Regions from separate parts of the Homo sapiens genome. Here region 2 is linked to region 1. A link is a loop called in an ENCODE intact Hi-C map of the cell type or tissue named here. Cell type or tissue: B cell. All regions are shown on one strand. Links, peaks and the distances in the headings refer to the core of each region. The heading gives the core; the rest is flanking DNA.

What was found. Hi-C counts contacts between places; a loop is a spot of excess contacts. Peaks named below come from ENCODE experiments on the same cell type or tissue, not always from the same donor. Only the 100,000 strongest peaks of a DNase experiment are listed, where the experiment ranks them.
Region 2: a loop joins it to region 1, with 9 times the contacts of the local background. A loop is called at or near these places in 2 of 110 quality-filtered maps.

The regions. Positions count from the first base shown.
Region 1 is chr15:79,835,367-79,840,754 of GRCh38, forward strand. It overlaps LOC124903536 (a long non-coding RNA gene), which reads right to left and starts at 4,554. Exons shown (of 2, transcript XR_007064730.1): 1 at 1-4,554. In B cell, for the core only: no CTCF peak of the experiment used is centred there; no DNase peak of the experiment used is centred there.
Region 2 is chr15:79,593,186-79,598,573 of GRCh38, forward strand. No RefSeq gene overlaps it. Among named protein-coding and RNA genes, the nearest start is that of TRC-GCA5-1, 150 kb to the right of the region's middle. In B cell, for the core only: a CTCF peak has its summit at 3,055 (motif pointing left); a DNase peak (open chromatin) is centred at 3,026.

The DNA of each region.
Region 1 (5,388 bases), core at 188-5,187:
GGAGGACAAGAAGGCATATGAGACCAGAGAACATACCTGGGACCAGCTGCACACCTGCAGAAAGCCACTGGCTTGAGGACTATACTTCCTCCACCCTATGTAGCCATTTTTTTTTTTTTTGAGATGGGGTCTCACTCTGATGCCCAGGCTGGAGTGCAGTGATACAATCTTGGTTCACTGTAGCCTCAACCTCCTGGGCTCAAGTGATCCTCCCACCTCAGCATCCTGAGTAGCTGGGACTATAGGCACGTGCCATCATGCCCAACTAATTTTTTTAATTTGTAGAGACAAGATCTATGTTGCCCAGGCTGCCTGTGTAGCTTTGGTGTCAGAAGTCATCTCTGCCAGACAAAATCTGCTGCACCTGTAGACAACTGGATATGATTCTCATGGCTGGCAAGAGAGTATTCCAATTTAAGCTGAGCTGCCCCATGTCTGTCTGTGATATTTGCCTATTCTCACATTAAATTTACCTCTGGATAGCAGATTTTAGATCCCCTATAGAAGTGTTCCTCTAATTTTAACATGCAGAAGGCACCCTGGGGTGTTTATGTAAAATGCAAATTTCCAACCCCCATCCCCAGAGATTCTGATTTAAGAGGTAGTCTGTAGAAAACAGTTTGAAAAATAGTGCTCTAGAAAACAGTGCTGTCCAATAGGACTTTCTGTGATGACAGAAATAGAGCACTATTCAATATGGTAGGCACTAGCCAAATGAGCCTATGTAGCAGTTAAGATGTGGCTACCATCTTAACTGCTTACCAAGGAAGTAAGTTTTAAATTTTATTTAATTTTAATCAATTTAAGTTTAAATTGTCCCATGTGACTAGGGCTTCCACATTGGACAGTGCACCCTAGAATCTTGTTACTCAAAGTGGGCAGCAAACAACAAGCAGCAGCAGCAGCACCCAGGATTTGTCAGAAATGCAGAATTTCAGGCCCCACCCTAGACACCTCAGACCTACTGAATCACTATCTGCATTGTATCAAGATCCCCAGGTGATCCACGTGCCAATAAAGGTGAATACTCACTTTCTAGAATATTTTGGTGGTTCACTGACTCTTCCATTCCCGAATCATCCACTATCTGTTAACACACTTTCCTTGTTATAGACTAATTATCATATTCAATTGTTTAAATCTAGTTCTTACCCCACATTGTTGGTACCTAGCATTATTGGTCTGAAGGGTATAAAGTGTGTGTGTGTGTGTGTGTGTGTGTGTGTGTGTGTGTGTGTGTGTGTTTGCGTGTGCGTGCGCGCACATGGAGGAGGGTGGGGAGAAATGGGGATGGGGGGAGAGAGAGAGAGAGATAACGCAAGGTTATAACCAGGCTGGAAAGGGCCCTATCTGCAAGCTAAGGGTTTGGACTTTATTCCTTGGGCAATAGAGAACCATCAAAAGCTGTTAAGCAGGTAGGTGGCTTGGGCAGAGTTATGTTTTATGAAGATAATCATGGAAGTATGGAGGATGGCCTGGAGGATGGCCTGGAGTATGGAGGATGGCCACACAGATAACTAATCTCTACCGTCCTCTGGTTCTTACATTAAGTATACCTACAGGGAGTAGGACTTGCTATCTTATCTTACCCCTAGATTTGAGGAACAGCAAGTACTTAGGACTTATAGCAGTGTATCCATTCTACATGGTCAACATCTACAGTATCCCAACCCAGATCTTCAGAATAATATAGTATTCTTTATCTCTAAGCTTGGGAGGAAATAACAAACACTTTTGTATTTCAATCCTGAAGAGATTATTTCTCGGTGATAAACCAAATGTTTGCCATTTATAGTAGTGAACTCTTTGGGATCTGACTCATCATTGAAACAACAATTTGCTTTGAAAGTGTACTTTTCAAACATACTGTTTTAAGACTAAAAGGATAAATAAGACATTCACGGGACACATAATAATCAAAGCAATAAAATACTACAGGTTTTCCTTCAGATATCTTTTTCATTGGCAATGATATGGTCTGTTATCATAAGCCTCAATATTAAAATGAAAAACAGACCAGGCAGGGTGGTTCACGCCTGTAATCCCAGCACTTTGGGAGGCTGAGGCAGGCAGATCACCCGAGGTCAGGAGCTCAAGACCAGCCTGACCAACATGAAGAAACCCCATCTCTACTAAAAATACAAAATTAGCCTGGCATGGTGATGCATGCCTGTAATCCCAGCTACTCAGGAGGCTGAGGCAGGAGAATCACTTGAACCCAGGAGGCGGAGGTTGTAGTGAGCTGAGATCACACCATTGCACTCCAGCCTGGGCAACAAGAGCGAAACTCTGTCTCAAAAATAAATAAATAAAATAAAATAAAAAAACAGTTGCAACTGGTGATGGGAAGAGGCAGAAAATGGGAAGGGGAAGAGTAGGGGACTTAAAAAGTATTTCTAGTTTTTAATCTAGTCTTGGAAATCCTTCGATATACTCAGAGATAGATCCTGGCAGCCAGGGGAAGTCTGAAAGGGAAAGACCCAAAAGAAAGGGGTCTGTTGTTTCCTAGGTGACAGGGGTCTTAAAGGCACTCTGTTCTTAAAAGAATAACTTAAAGAAGTTATTCCACCCAAATACTGTGGGCAAAATAACAGCCCCAACCAGAGCATTCAGACAGAAGACAAAGAGGCTTGTATTGGGACACAGGGGGACCAGAAAGATGAAGAAATCCTGGGGAGGCCAGTACCAGCAAGAGGCTACACACACAGATACAGTCACCACACACAACAAAGGAGGGACTGATGGAGTTCATGACCCTGTAGCTCAAGCAGAGCTGCTAAGTGCAGTGACCAGTGAACCTAACCCACTGGGGTTTGGGAAGAAGACATTAGAACCTCTATTAATATTTACTTTTCATCTTTAAAAGACAAGAAATTGCATTTTGCTAAAAGTTAAAATTTAGATTGACATCAGCCCCTCCCTCCACTTGCAAATCAGAAGGTCCTATGTCAGGTACAGTACACAAGCTGTGGTGGGAGGTGGCAGGGGTGTAGGAGTTAGATAACGTGGGAGGGGTGTTTAGTTGATTTCAGCATATTGAGATGTACTGCAGTTCCTAGGTATGTGCCCAGACACAAGGGCTTACCTATTAGGTAGTTTTTACTAAACCGAGCCACTGGACAAGTAGCTTAAAAAGATTCTTGGTGGCTCACGCCTGTAATCCCAGCACTTTGGGAGGCCGAGGTGGGCAGATTATGAGGTCAGGAGATCAAGACCATCCTGGCTAACACGGTGAAACCCCATCTCTATTAAAAAAAAAAATACAAAAAAAATTAGCTGGGTGTGGTGGCACACACCTGTAGTCCCAGCTACTTGGGAGGCTGAGACAGGAGAATTGCGTAACCCGGGAAGCGGAGCTTGCAGCGAGCCGAGACCACACCACCGCACTCCAGCCCGGGAAACAGAGCGAGACTCCATCTCAAAAACAAAAACAAAAACAAAAAGATTCTTGCAAAGAAACAGCAGACCAAGGATAATTGTAATACAGGTTGAACATCCCAAATCGAAAAGCCAAAATCTGAAATGCTCCAAAATCCGAAACTTTTTGAGTGCCAACATAAGGCCCAAAGGAAATGTCCATGGGAGCATTTCAGATTTCAGACTTTCAGTTAAGGATGCTTACCTAGTAAGTATACAATGCAAATATTCCAAAATCTAAAAAAATCCAAAATCCAAAACACTTCTGGTCCCAAGATTTCAGAGAGGAGATATTCAGCCTGTAATGCAAGCAAAAATGACAACACTAGTTGATACTTCTGTTCCTGGTGCAAGCTGTTCATGAGCCAGGAAAAAACATTAAGTTTTACCAATAAGTCAGCCAAAAAATTTGAAACTATCACAAAGATTTTTTAAAGTAGGTATCTGTGTTCGCCATGGTTAATGATGAATCTCACTCTTCAGATACACACAATGAAAAGTGTGAAGCCATCACAATTAGCAGAAGCTACAGATCCGGAAGATAAGACGAACCTCCACCATGTGTTCAGCAATACTTAACATCATAAGATACTAACTCCAATACTTGTTAAGCAATGCTCACTAAATATAGTCATAAATGTTTATAAACCTTTCAAAAGTTTTCTCACTTAATAGCAAAAGACAAAAAGTAACATACCATTTAAAAATTACTTCTTCTTCATACCATGGAAATGTGGATGAAATACTGGTGAAACAATTTAGGGGGAAAAAGACCCTGACGCATCTTTTTGTCAGGAAGTACTATTGGATGACAAGTAGAAAACACTGCTGACAATCTGAAGAAATAAGTACAGGAAGAAATTTTTCAGGGCGTGAGGCTGAGTAGAAGGAGAGATGTTTCCAACATGTCTCCTCTTACGGTACCACTGCAGGAAGAAAGACATTAAGGTAGCGATGAAGTGGTGAGGATATATTTCTCAAAATTAATCTACCTTAAAAAAAAAAAACAAGTTTATTTTATGAGCAAACTAAGTCTAATCCCTGATGGAATGGCTACTTTGACTGAAATGTTTTTTTTAAAGGTGAGATGGGGCTGGGCACAGCAGCTCAGGCTTGTAATCCCAGCACTATGGAAGGCCGAGGTGGGCAGATCACTTGAGGCCAGGAGCTCAAGACTAGCCTGAGAAACATGGCAAAACCCCATCTCCACTAAAAATGCAAAAATTAGCTGGGTGTGGTGGCACACTCCTGTAATCCCAGCTACTTGGGTGGCTGAGGCAGGAGAATCGCTTGAACCCAGGAGGTGGAGGTTGCAGGGAGTCAAGATCACACGACTGCACTCCAGCCTGGGCAACAGACAGAGGCTCTGTCTCTAAATATATATATATATTTTATATATATATATATATATATAATATATTATATATAATATATATATATAATATATATAATATATTATATATATATATTTTATATTATATATTATATATATATATAAATATGAGATGGTAGATTCCACATTAAGAATTGAGCAACAGCATTACTAAATAATTCACAGGCAAGACTTTCATGTGCTAACAGTATCACTGATGTGAATTTTATAAAATTAAGAACTTCAACATGTAGTAGAATATTTACAACTCTTTGGGATGCAATAGGAGGTACCCATGAACAATACTTTGATTCACTTAAATTTCTCTGATCATCTCAAGGTAAAATACTTTTAAAAGAGCTACAAACTGGCCAGGCATGGTGGCTCACATCTATAATCCCAGCACTCTGGGAGGCCGAGGCGGGCAGATCACGAGGTCAGGAGTTCAAGACCAGCCTGGCCAACATAGTGAAACCCCGTCTCTACTAAAAGTACAAAAATTAGCTGGGCATGGTGGCGGGCACCTGTAGTCCCAGCTACTTGGGAGGCTGAGGCAGGAGAATCGCTTGAACCTGGGAGGCGAAGGCTGCAGTGAGCCG
Region 2 (5,388 bases), core at 55-5,054, 240 kb before region 1:
GGTACTGCCTGAAACATGAAGCCAGAGGCCAGAATGCTTAGTTTTGGTCTTCCCTAACCTGCTGGGATTTGCTCCAGCTGCAGGACTAGGCTTCTGCCTCAGTGCCCTGACTGCACTGCAGCTCCACCGTGTGTTGAATTTGCCAGAGACCATCTTGCAATTTCTTCTTTAGAGCCTACAGTAGGTAATTTTCAGAGGAGTCTTCTTTCCTCTTTGTCTGTCTGGTGCTGTTCTCCATCTTTTATTTTGCAAGATTTTTGTTAGAACCCCTTTCCCACCCCTGCTCTTCTTCACTCTTCCTTAACCAGGCAAGATATGTTTAAAGAAGGGAATTGTCAAAAGACAAGGTGAGCAGATTGCTCTTGACCTGACTTTCTGTCTCCTTGTGAAATAACCAAATACTTTTCTCTGATTACAGCAGAACGTAAATTGACATGCACACATCCCAGTGTAGTTCCCAATTCCAGGCGACTTCCACCTACTGGAAGTACTTTGAAATTACTGTTCCCAGCATACATTACTTTCAGAGGGTTCTGGGTCTTTCAGGAATTGCACCTTCTGGAATTCACGGGTCACTTCCTTTTCTACTTACCTTGGAGCTGTTTTGGGGGAGTTTGCAATCAATAAGGAAAAATAGTGGGTGGCCCATCAGAAAACAACAGCCAGGCAATTTCATATATCAGGCTAACAGATCAGCAATTTTCTAGGTCGCACATCCTTGGTCTCTGAATCAAGGGACAGATAAAGGAGGCAGCTATGAACCATTTTGCCAGCAGTATTCAGGTGGCCTTGGTACCCAACTCCTTTCCAGCCTGCAGAGCAGAATGAGTAGAAATGTTCCCAATCCACCAGGTATGACAATCCCCCCAGAGGCAGCATAGAAAGGGGCCACGTGGATGAGAATAAAAGATGCCTTTGCTCTGACCTGTGTGGATTCATCATCAAGAACCTTGTCCACCTCCCAACAGCTACATACATGCAAAAGCCTTGACACCCCAACTGACGGAAGTTAAGTTTCCTCTGCTCTCGTACCACATGAGCTAAAATAGAACTAAGTTGGATCATGAACACAAAGGTGCATTTCTTGCACACCTGAGTTTGCAGTGTGAGATTTATTGACTCTATGCTGCTTACCAGCTAGACTGGGACACCTAACATAGGGGTCTACGTCTCATTCTCCTTTATGTCTCTGGTGTTTCTCATAATATTAGGCACATATAAGTGCTCAATGGATGTGTATTAAATAATCATTTTAAATTTTAAAATATTCTCAAGTATCTTAGCATATTTAATTGACATTCTCAACTCACCATCTGACTGGGAACTCCTCAAGAATAAATCCTGTGCTTTTGCCTCTGTATTTCTGATGTTGTGCTCAAGTCTGGGAACATGGGAAACAGACACTCAGATGCTAGCTGATCAAAGTAATGGGCAAATAAGCGAATGAGATAGTGTACTGGGCTAAGAGAGGGAACGGTCTGCCAGAGAGTTGAGTTTGAAACCCATTTCTGAAACTTACTGGTTGCGTGATGTAGGTGAGTTACATAAGCCTGATTTCCTCATCCGTAAAGTGGAGATAATAATATCTATTACACAAAAATGTTTTGAAAGTAAAGTTTAAAACGACAGCATTTGTGAAAGAACTTTGCAAGTCAAGGCATGCAGAAGGCATTTTAAAAATATGAAAAACAAACCATCAAAAATCTTACTCATTGATTACTTACGAATATGCCTTTTGAAACATTCATTTTTCCCAGATACAAAACAAGAATAATAGTCCCTGTCTCTGTAGAATGAGATCAGCTTGGGATTTCTTAAATGTGCATACAGTAAAACTGTAATCTTTGTTTAAAAAAAAGCAAAATAAATTCTTATTATCCCCCAATATTAATACTAACATTAAGGTTTCTCTAATGGTATTCCATAATATTATCTTTTATACAGAAACCCAAAGTCGGCATCTAAAATGTTTATTTAAAAAATTGAAAATGTTAAGACCTGTAGCAAGCACATTATCATTAGATTTTCTGACATTTTGATTAATAAAATATCACCAGTCTGCTCAGATACATACTATAAATCATCTTCCAGACACCTGGACAGGCAGCATCCCTGACAGCTGTTCCCACAGCCAGGAGTGGTGTCAGAGTTGGTGGGTGCCTCACCTCGGAAGCTATGACACATATAAACACATTGAAAAATGCAATAATTAGAAGCAGTGCAGTCAGGTTGCAAAATGGCAGGACGAGGGGTCTCCTTGAAGGCCCCTCTGTGCTTCCCAGGAGGAGTCAAGTGCATTCGGCGACATTTGAGGTGACACCGGCCAGGTCGAGAATTGCACAGATGGCTTCCCAGACTGTGTGCTTCCTTTTCTCCACTGCAGCCTCCAGGGGAGGATTGATTACTTTGTTCAAAAGGCAGAATCAGCAGATGTTATTGATATGGAACTCTATGGGACTGGAATTCTGTACTATGGATAGCACATGAGGCTTTTTTTTTTTTTTTTAAGCCAAAGCAGCATTAGTGGAGGCTTTAAAAATAAGCCACAGTTCCCGTTTTAATGGATTCAGTGTTAGGTCATGTGCACAATCTGTTATTTAAAATGTGCATTTACAGGCCGCTGTTGAAAATACCTGCTTTTAAAATGCCTTGGGCTTCAGACTTGCTACGTAGGGCAAGACTCTGTCACAAGAGTTGTCTCTTTCATCAGCGTCTGTCTTTCCTGCTCAACTGGAGACACTGAACTCCCTACCACAGACATCTTTTCTGGGACAAGTATATTTGTCTCCTTTTTGTCTCTGATGATGAAGGAGAAAGAGTGTAAGAATATGAGACACTGGCCAATGACAGTAAAACGATCTAAAAAGAAATAAGCCAAGAAATTACAGTTTAAACCTCTTTCTTGTGCACACTCTGCCTCCTAAGAGTGCGATCCAATCACATGACCTCTCTGCCCCATCAGCTTTACTCCCCCGGTCCACCCTGTGAGGTTCTTCAGCTCCCCCTAGAGGCTGGAGTATGTTATGAGCAGGAACCACAGCTTCACCTGTGGGTAGGAGCCCATGGTCCACCCTGTGAGGTTCTTGAGCTCCTCCTAGAGGCTGGAGTATGTTATGATCAGGAACCACAGCTTCACCTAGACTTCTGTGGCCAAAGATTTAGTATCCAGGAAGAGCATCAGACACTCCTATGTCCATCGGGTCAGAGTCTTTCCTTGACCTTCTCCTTCTTTTCTGCATCCAACAAAGTTGATGCTTCAATTCTCTTTCCTGGCATTCTTGGCTCATATCTGTTAGGCTGGGTATGGGGGAAAGATGCTAGACCCTGAGTCCAGTAGTTCCAACAGCTAGGTCCTGCTCTGAGTTGCTCACTCACTCAGAAACAAAATTTTCATGATCAAACTGCACCTTCTGTCCTTATGCCCCACTCATCAGAGCAGCCCTCCGGTGCCAGCCAGAACTAAGTCTAAATCAAGCCCTAATTATTATCTAATAAGCCTTGATCTCCCTCCCAGGGTCCCTTGCAGTAGGCACCATACTCCCAGGCCACAGTCCTGCCTGACCCCCACTCATCATCCCTTTCTATTGTTAGCTTTGGCTGCTGAGGTATCCATCCACCCAGGTGTCAAGATGACCAAAGACCCTCATTCAACAGATACTCACTCAACCCCTACCACAAGCCAGGACCTGTGCCCAGCATCCAGTCCCCAAAAGGAACATGATTCCTAGCCCCCACAAGCTCACAGTCTGGTACAGGTGAGGCACCGGTGAGTATTTTCTGTGAAGGGAGTTAAGTGCCAGCTCTGTTAGAGGGTAGCAGGAGGTCCTATGGGAGTATCACTGGAGGCTGACCAGCAGGACTGGGTTTCCCAAGAGGCAGACTGGGCAGACAGGCAAGGCAAGAACATAAAAGAATGGAGGAAAAAAATAAAAGAATATCGATCTATCCAAAAAGAAGCCTTGAATTATCATTATGGGAAAATCAGAATTTTTTGGACATTCTTACATAGATTTCATGGTTCGGTAGCATTTTAATTATATATGGCACAGGAGTATTAGCATAGCTCTTCTTGCTAGGCCTCTGAAGGTTGAATCTATCTCTTCCAGAAGGGTTCGAGAAAAGCTTCCTTGACCACCACTTTCTGGAGTCATTTTGAAGGAGGGACTTCCTCTTCTGCTTTATACCATGTTTTATTTCTATCTTGCTTTACAGGAAAAATAAGCTGGTTGGCTGGGTAGGTTTGGATGTCTCTAGGTGCAGTTAGGGATAATGAGTAATATATTTTCTTACCAAATAAATAACCACATTTCACACCACTCTGGGGAGGGGCCATTTGCTGGTGCCAGTGGCTGGCTCTTTATCTACAGAAGAAATCGATGGCCCTCAGCCTCATTTTAATGCTAAAGACATGAGACATCAGTGGAAAATGAAGATGTGGGTATTGTATTTGCAACCTGAATTCGTATTCTAGGAAGAGAAGCTTGAGATAGTGAACAAACAACCAAAAAATAGTTTTATGTAATTACTGTCCCTAAACGAATCTTCCAATCTGCGTTACAGCTGAGATTCTAAGAGGCACCATGCCCCTGGGATGGGATGTTAAAATGTCTCCTTTCTCTGGCCTGCTGCCTTGCCACTAGCTGCACCCTTGATATGGGGTTTAAAAGGACCCCTCCAGCCCTGACTGCCCCTACATATCACTCTGTACCATACAGAACCTTCATTTGGGTTGTTTCTATTCACAGAACTTTCCTATCTCTGCACTTTCCTTCTCTCCATTGCCTATAGTGATTTGTCATTTGCAATTTGTACATTTCAGATGGCAAGCTTGCAGAAGGCAGGAACATCTTACACCTTTTTTTGTTACCCATTTCCTACCAAGGGTTGGGCTCAGCACGTGGTACAGAGAGGGCACTTCATGAATGTTTGTTGAATTGAATTGAGTGCCATAAATTATAAAATAGATTCATGAAGATTCAGTTCCTGGATTTAAATATATCAGAAAGATTTCCTCAGAATTAACACAATTTAGCAATTTTACCAGCCTAAATCTGCCACAGTGAACCCTCCCAGAAGAATTGGAGCAAGCTAAAAATAGTGCATGAGTTTGGGAGCTTTTTAAGGAAAATAGATGTGTCATATTTGTTAGCAATGCTCATGAATGGTGGGCATATATCTGAGTAAGTGGCAAACAGAGAGTCTTCCTGTTTAAAGGGGTTTAAAGGGGTCTCAATTTGGGTCAATTTGTGGCAAATATTCAAATTCTCTAGGCTCAGTGAAAACAGCATCCCTTTCCCCATGTAAAATGCAAAACACCAGATTTTATAAAATGAAAGTCAGGCATCTGAAAGACAAATGGAAGCCTCCAAGGAAGTCGTTGATGTAATA